2 separate regions of the Homo sapiens genome follow, and region 1 is linked to region 2. Evidence: chromatin contacts called from ENCODE Hi-C or POLR2A ChIA-PET data. All regions are on one chromosome and are shown on one strand. The core of a region is the stretch at or near the end of the contact, and the rest is flanking DNA. Distances in the headings are between cores, read along the strand shown.

Region 1 (6,773 bases), core at 3,581-6,080, 36 kb before region 2:
TGGTGGATGAATAAAGGAAAAGATGCATAGATAGCTCAGTGTATGGACAAATGGATGAATGACACTGATAATTCTGACCAAAGATGTCATTTTAAGCCATGGGTGAGTACACAAGAATCTCAAGTGACATCCACTAGGAGCTCAAGCAAATAGAAAATCCACAGAGATAAAAGGAAGAACTAGGAAGAACTAAGTTGGATTAGAAATGAGTAGCGTTTGCTGGGGGGAAAAAAAAAGCTTCAGGCAAATAAAACATACTTGGCTCACCAAGTTTGGGGTTAAATCCAATACAGGGTTCCATATTGCTGTAGTTCTAAAAAGACTCCCACAGAGTTTGCTGCAGGATAATGAAGAGGAAACCAAGAGACAAGCCAAGGGCATTGGCTCCAACCATCCTTCCATCCCCCAGTTGAACTAGAACAGCTCCACTGGTATCACTTTTACATACTGTGGCTCCTTATAAGATTTTACTTAAAAGGACATTCCCACTTTGACAAAAAGTAAACTAAAAGGATGAATAAATGAATGAATGAAAACTTCAGCAAATTTTAGTGAGGCCATAGAATAACACTGATCAATAGTATTGGTCACCTTTTAACTTCAAAATAACCTGAAAAAAAAAATCAACCCAGGTGAACATATACAAATGTTCTACACATAATATGCAAATAGAATTACCATACCATTGCCAGGTAACATATTCATAAAATGGAAATAATTGTTAAAGCATCCTCTAAACTAGGAGGAATTATGTCCTGCTTATCTTACAGGACTGTCCTAAGGCAAACGACCTACTGTAAGAGAAAAAGGCTTTGAAACTCACAAAGAGCTTCATAAGTATATGGCATTATCAAAATTACAAGAAATACAAAAAATTTGAGATTTAAGAAAAAACTAATTTGTCTTAATTATGCATTTTCTTTTGCCTTGTTTTCTTTCTCATTCATCCACCCAGCCCTAGGTCTTTCCAGACTCCATTTTTTACAAAATCATTATCTTGGTATATTTTACCCTTCCTTCTTTTCATCCCTTTCACTTCTAAGAGAGATAGATATAATAATAAATATAAAACTAATAAATATAAAAACATGATTAGAAGAATTTGGCTGCAAGTATGAGGGTTAGGAAAGACAAAACAGCATCAAAAAGGATTTTGATTTTTATTTCCAAGGCCAATCTGTTGGGCAGAGCAAGGTGAGGGGAGTCCCTGAAAATATCTTTTGTCTCAACCACCTGGGTCATCTCAGCGTTCTTAAGACCCTTGGGAATAAGCTACTGGATCTTTTCCATAGAAGGCACAACTTCAGTCAGAGTTGAACCAGGATTCCAACAGCCTCAGCCTGCGCAACAGCAACTTAAGCCCTCCGGGCAACTAAGAACCAATTATTTTCTAAAGTATATTTCAGATCAGCAATTTTGAGATGTGTTTTCAATATTGCAATACTATCTTGGTTATCTATTGCTATGTAACAAATCACTCCAATATCTACTATCTCCAAACAACAGTTATCATTTACTACCTCTCACAATTCAGTGGTCAGACCAGGAGTCTTCTGATGGTCTCTCTTGGAGTCTTTCATGAGATTGTAATCAAATGTTGCCTGGGCCTGGAGTCATCTGGAAGCTCGATTGGGAAGTTGAGAGACAGCCCCACTCTCGTGCCTCATAGGCTCAGTGCTGACCACAGGGTTTCTTCAAGAAGATAGCCAGCCTTCTTACATAGTGGCTCAGGGGTCCCAAAAAGTGACTATCTCAAGAGGAAGGAAGCAGAAGCTGCGAGTTTCTTAAAAGCTAGGAACAGAGCTGGCACGGGGTCACTCCTGTTGCATTCCATGGGTAACATGAGCCACAGACCAGCCCAGATGTAACGTGGGAGGAGACCACACAAAGATTTGAACACCCTAAGACATAGCTCATTAGGGGCCACCTTTGGAGACATCATACAGAATTATTGTGAAAAGTGCTTCCATTAATCGAAAACATTAAGAGAGATGGGGATTTTTAGCATCACATAATAATCCTCATAATAATAGGGATCAGAATTATCTGTCTAGAGGGTATGGTTCCACTGACATGCCTTAGGTACCTGCCATATACATAGCAGCTATGGCCACAGAAGATGAGGTTTTAGGTGCATCTCTGTATATGGATTATAAGAGTATACACTGTGACTACAAAGATGTAATCTCAAGCTGGTGTACCAACCTTGGAATGTAACTGGTTGCTAAGAAATGAAAATGAAAACCATGTGTGTGTGTGATCTAAGGCCATTAATGGACATATAAATTAATTCCCTTCTTTCATTTGATTCCAGGCATTTTACTTACCTTACATCATCTGAGTTTCTCAATAATTCCTGTGCCACCATGTAAGAAGTTACATGTGTTTGTGACTCCTGGACAACTATAGTGATATGCTCCATCCTTGATTATCTTATTATTTTCATTTAAGCTAACCCAATCCAAAATTGGTAAAGGATGCAAAGTGCTCTCCATAATATTCTTATCCAAAAGAATATAAAGAAAGAGAACAAAATTAAGGAAGTTCATTTGATAAGAATAACTGATAAAACTATAACTATGGAGCTTCACGTAATAAGAGCTGAAACATCCTCTAACATAAATAACTTCAGAGAGTAGTCATAGACTCAGGCTCCTGCCCTCCATCCACAGCTCTGACCTAATGTTATCCTGCTTTCTTGGTTGTGATACTGTAATCATACATTAAAGCCTGTGACAAGTCACTGAATTCTTAATATATCTCAGAAGTTGAGAAAAACTAGTTATTATGAAGACTCTGTCATTAACAACATCCTTAACATCCTTAATGTTATGAGACATCCTTAATGAATGAGACAATGAATGAGGAAAGTCATAATCTGAGTAAAATACCCCGTACTATTTATACCACGTTAGTTGTTACAACTCCCTCTCCTCCTGTTCTATTTTAACCTATAAGTCTCATTATCAATTAAACCACTTAATGGATAACTTAGCATATTGTGACTTGCTATAACTTAGTGTTTTGTAAAGCCATTTACTGTCCTTTGCTCTTCTATGACATTGCTGATGGCATTTCATCAAAATAGTTCTTCTAGCAAACCTAAAAAGTATAGCCAAATCACTTTTTAAGAATGTTATATTTAAGATTATAATTTTTGAAATGACAGAATTTGTTACTTAAAGAGAAGAAAGAAAAGAAAAGGTATATTTTCTTTCTTTACAGCTGTTTTGGGGTGACATCGACAAGAACCACTTTTAAATGACTGCTGTGGAGTCATGTGGTCCATCCTTCATTTCTTCCACAATCGCTTGAGTGCTTGCTCTGTGTAAGACACCATGACAGATGGCTCCTTAGCTCCTGCTTTCAAATATTTTATAACCTACTCAGGAGACAGACAGACAGGCAGTAAAATATATCATGGTTGGTACCACGGCGAGATTAACAAGTGTAATGGAGGCATAAAAGAAGATACCTCAGTCCACTCCAGGAGGTTAAAATGCAATTAATAGAAGTCAAGCTTGAGATAACATTGAAGGATGAGTAGTTTTCTATTCTCATTAGCAGGGAAAAAGCACGTTGAAGAGAATGGTATGTGCAAATGGACAAAAGTGTAGATATGGAGAAATGCTCGTGTGTTTAGGGACTACAAGGACTTAAGTGCTGAAGGAGAGAAAAGTACAAGTGGCCAAAGATGAAGAGAGACACAGGGGCAGGGCCAGATGATGAAGATCCTTGTTTTCCTTGCAGAGGAATTTGGACTTGATTCTGTAGGCTAAGGAATTGGAAACCGAGGTGGATTGTTACCATATTTGCTTGTGAGGAACTGAGAGACAAGCCTAACAAAAATTGCCCCTAAATTATCAGAGCATGCAGACATAGTTTTTCTCCACAGAGATGCCTGGTAACCATAACTTCAATAGCCATATTGTCAGCACAGTCACCTTAACTAAAAACACTGGGCCAAACAACCTGAGGAAAAATCTATCCCAATATTACTCTAATATTATTAGCACTGGACATCTGTAGGGTATATAAAAGAATAAAGGAAATATTTTTGTTTGAGCAATTATGAAATAATCGAAGTTTCTGGGATACGCATTGCATATAGATGTGGCTTCTCTTTCTAGTGTGCCAGTTTTGCCTAAAATTGGGTAACAAAAGTAAGCATGTAGATATTTTTCAAAATGGATGAGGTATTTTAAGTTTTTTTTTAAATGTGACTTCTCAACATGGCATTTTAACCTGCTATTCAAACTTTTCTTCCAAATATTCACCCTTCACCCACTCGAAACAAAGTCATTCTTCTGTACAGTTATGAGTACGCCAATGGAAAGGTCTGACAATCAGTGCCCCATAAATTATGTGTGGAGAAGGATAATCCCCTTAGGAGGAAACATGGTCCAGGGGCACATACATATTTTGTAATTTGCTATAATTCAACGTTAGACTGTATATAAGTTAACACCAAACGTTTAAAGGCAGAAATGGTAGCACACTGGATTTTCTCCTCTACTGCACAGCCTCTTTCAACAGTCCTGTGTATTTCACAAGGTTATTTTAAGGATTAAATGAGGAAATGAAAGTACTTTGTAAACTGTAAAGTCCTAACCTGATGTAATGTTTCATTAACTAATGAATTTACAAATGACTAGGACAAGGTGCCTTTTGAACGAATGTTTTCGTTCTTCCATTAATTAGAAAAGGTCTAGTGTGGTCTACCAAGCAAAAGCAAGGGCTGTGGCATTCCCTGATGCCATGGCACAGATGTACACAATTCCAATAGTCTACATCAGACAGTAGCAATCAGGCTGCGTGTACAGACCCATCTGGTTCTCATATCGTCTGAACGAGGTGCTGAAGTGGAGGATTTTTACTTCACTGAATCTGAACAAATCCTCTTGAGCTTTCGCCAGATGATTAAAGATGGTGCAAATTGTCCTCAGCCTGGTCCCCATTCTTTGATGTCCTCTGTCAGCAAACCATAAGGCATCACCTAAGACAAAAGCTCACGTGGGGCATGTCGGAACAGTAAACCCAGAGTTCGCGAGTGATTTTTCTCAATTGCCACTGGTCCATTCAACTGAGTTTTACTTGAGACATTCGGAGGTGAACCAAACATAAACCAGACCTACCCAGTTTGTAATGTTCTCAGCTGTGTGTTTGTGGGAAATATATTTCTTGGAGGCTTGCCACTTCTTTGTTGAATGCCATGGCTGGAGTTTCTGCTTAATAGTGGTGGTGGGAAGGGGGCTGCTGGTGACAGAAATGCTAAGGCCAAACAGAGAAGCCTAGCTAAGAAAAACAAACTTTCTCTCAAGGAGACGCAAAATTAACTCCATGTGTTAAAAGAGGAAAGTTATTATTTAGCTGGGCGTCTTATGTCAAATGCAAAATATTTGATTTTAACCTCCTTCTAAGACCATGGCATGTTCTTATTAATAGATGGTACTATGGGAGTAGAAAAGATTTTTAAAAAAGTGGTGATAAATGATGCTTGAAGTAGGAGACACACTGACATTTTTTAAAGGATTAATCTCAGTTTTTGGGTATCTAGTTTTTTTTTTACCAGGGTTATCCAAACTGAATCCAGGGATGTAAAAATATATTCTTACACTGACCCTGAAATCTATCGGATCACCATAGTACATGTGCCACAACCTAGCACACATGGGGGAAAAAAATGAAACTTTCCTTATTTATTTTATTTTTAGTATAATTTCCAATAAAAGATGAATCCCAGCCAGTAGCTGAGGGGGCCAATGTGGTTCTTATAAGTACAAAATATGGTTGGGGCATCTAATGATGTTGAAAACGTTCCTTGTATTTTAGTTATACTGCGTCAAGATTGAGGTCATGAAATCCAATTGTTGGAAACAATATATCCTGCAATTTAACTAAATTGAAGATGATGCCAACCATCTGGGGATTTGTCCAAACTGAGCTCTTGCCTTGGAATGACACGCACATATGAGCAGTTCTGGGACTTGGTTTCACACAATGGTTTCTTGACATTATTTTGGACATATGAACTAAATTGGGGATCTTTCTTAATTCATATATCTTATTTGTACTGGTTTTCAAATATATCTTTTGTCTGGTCTTGATCAAGATGAATATTTGTGGTCATACTATGACTGCCTTAAAACCCTGTTCTCGTGTTAAGTGTACACAGCTAGTATGATATCAATATTCAACTGAGGTTTTCACACGGCTGATAGGTTGAGATTAAACTTCTCAAGAAGTGAGTGTTGGTGTTTATGTTTGGTCTAAACAAATTGGCAGCCTAAGAGAACATGGAGATTCCTTAATCTGCATGCTCAGTAAGACCATATCTGCCTCAAAGATGCTCTTAATCAGGTTTTACTATTATTATTGTTATTGAACATAGAATGTTTAAGATTTTGAGGACATTCTATTTTACAAAGCAGTGCACACATATTTAATGCTTACAAAAGTTCTGTAAATGGATGTTATCTTCATATTACAGAGAAAAATACTGGAGCTCATGGAGGTGATGTGACTTCTCTAATAATACACAATAAATAACAAAAGTGGGATTAAAACCCAGATTTTCTGATTCCTCTGTCAGGATTTTCCTACCACACCCATCTTTCTCTTTTTATAGAAGCATGTGTCATTTTTCTGCAGGTTACAGAAGTACTGGAATACAGGAATGGACTTTAAAACTGAAATTTCTATGAAGGCCTTTAATTGCATGAGGTTATTGCTGCAAAGCAGTTGCTGGCCCTGGTCTTTCTCATCACTCAGTT
Region 2 (6,244 bases), core at 424-2,923:
ACAGAGTGATATTATGGACTTTAGAGACTCAGAAAGGAGAGGATGGGAGGAGGGCTAGGGATAAAAACTACACATTAGGTACAATGTACACTACTCAAGTGATGAGTGCACTAAAATCTCAGATTTCACCGTTATATAATTCATCCATATAACAAAAAAACACACGGACCCCAAAAGCTATTGAAATAAAACAACAAAAAGAAAAAAAAGAAAAGCTTGCCCAGGTAGTGACTAAGATGGTCTGCAACTTTTTCCATCAGAGCTTGGAGACAACGAAGGAAGCAGAGTAACACTGATCAAATCATTCCATAATCTCCAATGCATGAGCTCAGTTCCAACAATACTGTGACCTTCCGGGCTATTCTCCAAACTTTAAAATACTGCTACTCATCTACAAATGGAGATTCTAATACATACCTTCCAGGATTGTTGTGAGGATTAAATGAACGTGAAGCTTAGCACCAGGGCTGGCAGGCAAGAAAGGCTCAATGGATAAATGTTGCTGTTATTACTGTCGCATCTGTAATTTTTTTACTCTTTAGTACTTAGCAATAAATTGATTTTATGGTAAACATGTATATTTGGCCACAATCATTTTCTTCCATGCATCCAAAGCATACAAAAATTTATTATTTGGCAAAAAGTAAATAAATAAAGCTTTTATTTATTTATTTATTTTGAGATGGAGTCTCGCTCTGTCTCCCAGGCTGGAGGGTAGTGGCGTAATCTTCACTCACTGCAACCTCCCACTCCAGGGTTCAAGCGATTCTCCTGCTTCAGCCTCCTGAGAAGCTGGGATTACAGGCGCCCACCACCATGCCCAGCTAATTTTTGTGTTTTTAGTGGAGACGATTTCACCATGTTGGCCAGGCTGGTCTCAAACTCCTGACCTTGGGTGATCCGCCTGCCTCAGCCTCCCAAAGTGCTGGGATTACAGATGTGAGCCACCACACCCAGGCAAAATAAATCTTTTAATTCAGTGACTCTAAATAAGACCTCTCTCAAAGAGTATATGTTGAATGCCTCCTGCAATCCAGGCACTGTGCTAGGCTGAAAGATTAAAATCCCAGGTGATCCGGCCAGGCGCAGTGGCTCATGCCTGTAATCCTAGCACTTTGGGAGGCCGAGGCGGGTGGATCACCTGAGGTCAGGAGATCGAGACCAGCCTGGCCAACATGATGAAACCCTTTCTCTACTAAAAATACAAAAACTAGCTGGGGGTGGTGGGCGCCTGTAATCCCAGCTACTCGGGAGGCTGAGGTAGCAGAATCACTTGAAGCTGGGAGGCGGAAGTTGCAATGACCCGAGATTGCGCCATTGCACTCCAGCCATTTGGTACTGAGTCCAGCCATTGCACTCAGTACCAAAAAAAAAAAAAAAAAAAAAAAAAAAAAAATCCCAGGTTATCCAAGTCAGCATCAGTTGATGCAAGTTTTTCTGTGGCAATAGAAGGATGAATATTGAGTGATTCCACTTATGTGGGGGATCTGAAATAGTCAAACTCATAGAAACAGAAAGTAAAATGGCAGTTGCCAGAAACTACAAGAAAGGGAAACAGAGAGTTACTGTTCCACAAGTGTAAAGTTCCCACAGTTACAAAGGTGAACACCTGCTGCTCAGCAAGTATAAGCTCTAGAGATCTGCTACGCAATATTTCACCTATGTGTCAAGTGGGTCCATCTCATGTTAAGTGCTCTTTCTCACCAAGATGAAATAAGTAAATTGCTCTTAAAGATGACCTGTGGCTAAGGATGTTCTGAGACTGAAGAACAAGCAGCCTAGGCGAAGTCAACTCACAACTTCAGAGGCCTTGCCAGTCCAACTCTAGACAAAAATAAAAAAGTAAATAAATGAAGCTTTCAATTTAGCAAGACTAAGAAGGTCTCTCTCAAAATGATACAGGTGTACTCCAAGTAAATGTAGGCCAAACAGGAATGTAATAAGTCAATCACGGAGAACCTATCAGCAACTGAAAGTCAAGAAGATAAAAATATAAATTCACATAATGGAAAGAGAGCGTCAGGCAACACTAAGCAATTAGGACTGATGGTTATTCTATTGCCAAAGATCTCAAAAGATAAAAGCATGGTCTAGTCCTCGGTTTCCTCACAGAGGCCCAGATCTACTCACTTTTTTTCACCCATGCTGCTCCCAGTGTCTTTCAAAGCACGTTTGGCTCAAACATATACACATTTGCAAGCTTGCCAAGGCCTTCGAGTACACATGGATGTTCTAAATGATAAACCAGTGCCAGTATTAGCTTTAACTAACACTGAACGCTTTGGGAAAAGTAATGCATGACTAGCTTATGTGGTCTTTAATACTGTTTATTGTCTGCCCCTTTTTGACATCATTCCCTAAAAGAGCCCAATTTAATTCACAACAAAAAGTTGCTATGTGCCATACCAGGTTCTCCTTATAATTATTCATAACATTTTAGGATAATTTTTATGGCTTTTATGACTGCACTAGCCTTCTCAACCTCTCACTTTTACATTTTGAACATTGGCACAAATTTTAAATCTATTGAACCACCCATGGCTTCCCACAGCATTGCATTATAAGCATTATATTTTCGCTCTCTATCTTCCTTGTTTGAATCATCATTTGAATACATAGTATACATTTTTAAATTTCATCCTTTATCTGCATTATCGCTAACTTTTCATTTAGATCCTGCTTTTGTAAGTACTCAAAAAAATCCATAGTGCTATCACAGCAGGTGCTATTTATGAAATGTAAACATTACCAACAATGCAAAAATGAAATTTAATTGTGAGTTGTATGATTTTGTAAGTACCAGGCCAAAAGCTAGACACTTTACATGTATTATCTCATTTAATCTTTAGTAAAATCTTAAGAGACTCCAGTATCATCATCACACCCACTTTACAGAAGATAAACTGAGCTGGAAGACAGTAAGTAATCTGACAAGGTCACATAGCAAAGAGGAGACAAAACTCAGAATCCATCTGTCTAGCTCCAAAACCTAGACTCTTAAGCATTGCACCATGTGCAGAAAACATTATGTGCTCTTTTGTGCTTGCGCTTTTGTTCAAAATACTTTTCAATGTTGAAGTAGCCAAATAAAATCCACATACAATGGAATAAAGGCTTTGGCATTTTTAAGAACCTTTAAACTTTCATTTTTTTTCTTCTAATGTACCCCCTTGCTATTACCTGGTTTATTCAGTCACAGTTAGAATGCAATAAATGGAGTAACAACACAAACAATACTGAAATAGCACACGTAGCCTAGCAAAAATCCATAGGAAAACAGAGCAACGTGAAAGCAAAGTCCGAAGGCCCTCCCCTTGTATGGCCCTGCCTGCCCAGCACTCTGGCTTCCCGGCAATCAGCCACACACCGCAGAACTTTGTGTTTCCGCCCACAGTGGAAATTTCCATATCTAAAATGTTATTATGGGCTTCATAGAACAATCTGTGTAAGGTCATATTTGCATAAGTCAAGTGTTCCACAGTCTGTACAGCGTCTTTACCTAATGCAGGATTAAATTGCCATGGGGGGCTCTTATTAACCCTCCAGATTGCCCTAAATGCCAGCCAGCATTCACTTAAAGAAGAGTAGCTGGAATATGGAAGCAGCAAGGCGGGGACCTGCAGTTGAGCTCTCCAGTACTCAAAGCCACCAAAGCTCAGAAACCGAGGGAGAAAGACTCTTTTATTCACCCGTGTCCTTTTACGTAGTAAGTTAGTAGAAGCAGGGGAAAAGTCAGTGGGTGCATTGGTGACAAATGAGGGGACTTCAAAGGACTATGCATGGAGATATTACCAGATTGTCATCAATGCAGATGCTCTTTAGCCCAAGGGCTTCCAAACTGGATTTCCAGAAGTCCTGATTTCCTGCCTCAAGACTGCTTTAGGAGTGAGAGGGAAAGGCCCAGTTAGCATGGCCACAGGTCTTCAAGCTTTCCTTCAATCAGTGTGGCTCCCCTTTTTTCTGTCAGGCATGCTGGAATTTCATGCCTGGTTTGTTTGGAAGGAGTATCTAACGCTAAAGATGAAGTCAGAATGCCACTAATTCAGGACAACTTCTACCACTTACCTATATGACGATGGTAAGAACGCCAGGCTCAGTATCTTGCCCAGTGAGTCAAGGCTGGAAAGTGGCAAGCCTAGACTGGAACCTAAGAATTTGGATTTTGGGTCCAGAGCCCAACCAGCACACCTGGAGCCTTTGTCCACCATTTCCTTTGCTTCTTTCTACTCCTGCTCTGGAAGTCTATTGTTACTTTTCTCCGATTAGGTAAATGCATAAGTGAAATAAGGTGCACAGGTGACTCTTCCATCAAATCTTTAAAAGCGGGCAGACCTAGAAACTGTGTAAGGCACATGGTCTTTGGAGGAGGGGTGCCTTTGATGAACTACCTCTGCTTCCAAATCCCATACGGATGAGTCCTGAGCATGTGCACATGAATCTATCTGGCCTAATTCCTTCAGTGATTGTGTTGTATAGTGCGCTAAGACTTGCCAAGCATATGTACACATTTTGTCTCAATGTAAAACTTAGCCCCCTGTAAAAGGCTGAGGATGCATCTATCCTACTGGGAATGCAGAATTATAGGGCTTTACAGATCACCCAGCCCAATTTGTAGATGAACTTGTAGTTGATCTACAAGTGAGAAAACTGACACCCAGAAGTGTTCAGTGATATCTTAAGGTCATTAATATCCAAGCCAAGACTGAAGACCAAATCTACTGATTCCTGCACCAGCTCCTGTCCCACTACCCAGCCCAGTTGTGTGCAGTCAAGGTTTTAATGCGTCCTGATATTCTTTCAGATGGTGGCCCCACTCAGAGCTGCACACATGACCTCACATACGAATACTTAGAAGCTAAAAGCAAAGTTATTTAGTTAGTTGCTTATTTCCAAGTATCTCTAAGGACATTTGCTCTACATTCTCATGCATCTTCCTGCTTTCCTTCATGGTACTTGTAACAATTTCATGTTATTTACTTTTCTAAAATGCATTTATTTATATAATGCATTTACTTATTTGTTTGTTCAGTTCCCTTCTGCATGAAAATATAAGTTCCATGAGAACAGTGGCTGGTTTTCTGTCTTGTCTAACACTGCTATTTCCAGACCCCAACACATTGTCTAGAACATAAGCCAAAGTCGAATGAATGAGCAAATGAGTAATTGAATGAATGAATGAGTGAATCTCGCTACCCTAAAAATACTTCTATGACTATACTTGTTACATAGTATTTAAACCATGCATTCACACTTCTGTCTCCCTTAATCAACTGTAAGTTTCTTGAAAGTATCTGCACTTTGTAGTGTTGGCAATACCTAGTTGTGCCTTATTTATACAAAGAAGGAAATTAATAAATATTTGTCAAGTAAGTAAATTTATTCATTCATTCATTAATGAAATCCTGGACATATAATAGGCACTCAAAAATATGTATATACTGATTAACTGATTGGTTTGTTGGTTGATTGATGAGTGCTTGATAAAACTCCATGAAAATCAAACATTTCCAGGGTGATATTTTTAGGAAACTATCAACCATCACAAAAACCTAATTTTTTTTTTTTTTTTTTTGAGACAGAGTTTCACTAGTTGCCCAGGCTGGAGTCCAACGGCACAATCTTGGCTCACCGCAACCTCTGCCTCCTGGGTTCAAGAGATTCTCCTGCCTCAGCCTCCTGAGTAGCTGGGATTACAGGCATGTGCCACCATGCCTGGCTAATTTTGTATTTTTAGTAGAGATGGGGTTTCTCCATATTGGTCAGGCTGGTCTTGAATTCCCAAACAAAGGTGATCCGCCCGCCTCGGCCTCCCAAACTGCTGAGATTACAGGCATGAGCCACGGCACCCAGCCATAACCTAATGTTTTTGTATGAATTTTTAAAATGTCTATTTGAGGACACAAAGAAGGGAACAAAAAATACCAGTGCCTACTTGAGGGTGGAAGGTGGGAGGAGGGTGAGAATTGAGAAATTACCTATCGGCTATTATACTGATTACTTGAGTGACAAAATTATCTGTACACCAAACCCCAGCCACATGCAATTTTCCCATGTAAAAAACCTGTACATGTATCCCTTTAACCTACAATAAAAGTTGGAAAGAAAAAGGTTTATATCTATAAAAATATGATTCCTCTGAATTTTATTTTTTTAGCCTCTTTTCTTCTCCACTAGTTAGATCAAAAATATAACTACTTTGTAGAATATGTTTTCAGTTTTGTTCAGGACACCGTGCAAAGGGAAG

What was found. Hi-C counts contacts between places; a loop is a spot of excess contacts on that map. ChIA-PET counts read pairs that join two places held with the same protein, here RNA polymerase II (POLR2A). Pooled maps may share reads with other maps.
Region 1: a map with no recorded cell type shows a loop between it and region 2 (6-fold over the local background). The contact joins two enhancer-like sites. A Hi-C loop is called at or near these places in 30 of 37 single-sample maps with no recorded cell type and 6 of 50 pooled maps. POLR2A ChIA-PET finds 5 or more read pairs at or near these places in 2 of 52 experiments (GM12878 and OCI-LY7).

The regions. Positions count from the first base shown.
Region 1 is chr13:103,005,153-103,011,925 of GRCh38, reverse strand. No RefSeq gene overlaps it. Among named protein-coding and RNA genes, the nearest start is that of SLC10A2, 58 kb to the left of the region's middle. Within about 2 kb of position 4,830, at least 3 of the 41 ENCODE cell types and tissues checked have a DNase peak (open chromatin) inside an H3K27ac peak, as active enhancers do; they include GM12878 and OCI-LY7, where a contact is called at or near this core.
Region 2 is chr13:102,966,105-102,972,348 of GRCh38, reverse strand. No RefSeq gene overlaps it. Among named protein-coding and RNA genes, the nearest start is that of SLC10A2, 97 kb to the left of the region's middle. RefSeq lists enhancers at 1,446-1,645, 6,214-6,244. Within about 2 kb of position 1,673, at least 3 of the 41 ENCODE cell types and tissues checked have a DNase peak (open chromatin) inside an H3K27ac peak, as active enhancers do; they include GM12878 and OCI-LY7, where a contact is called at or near this core.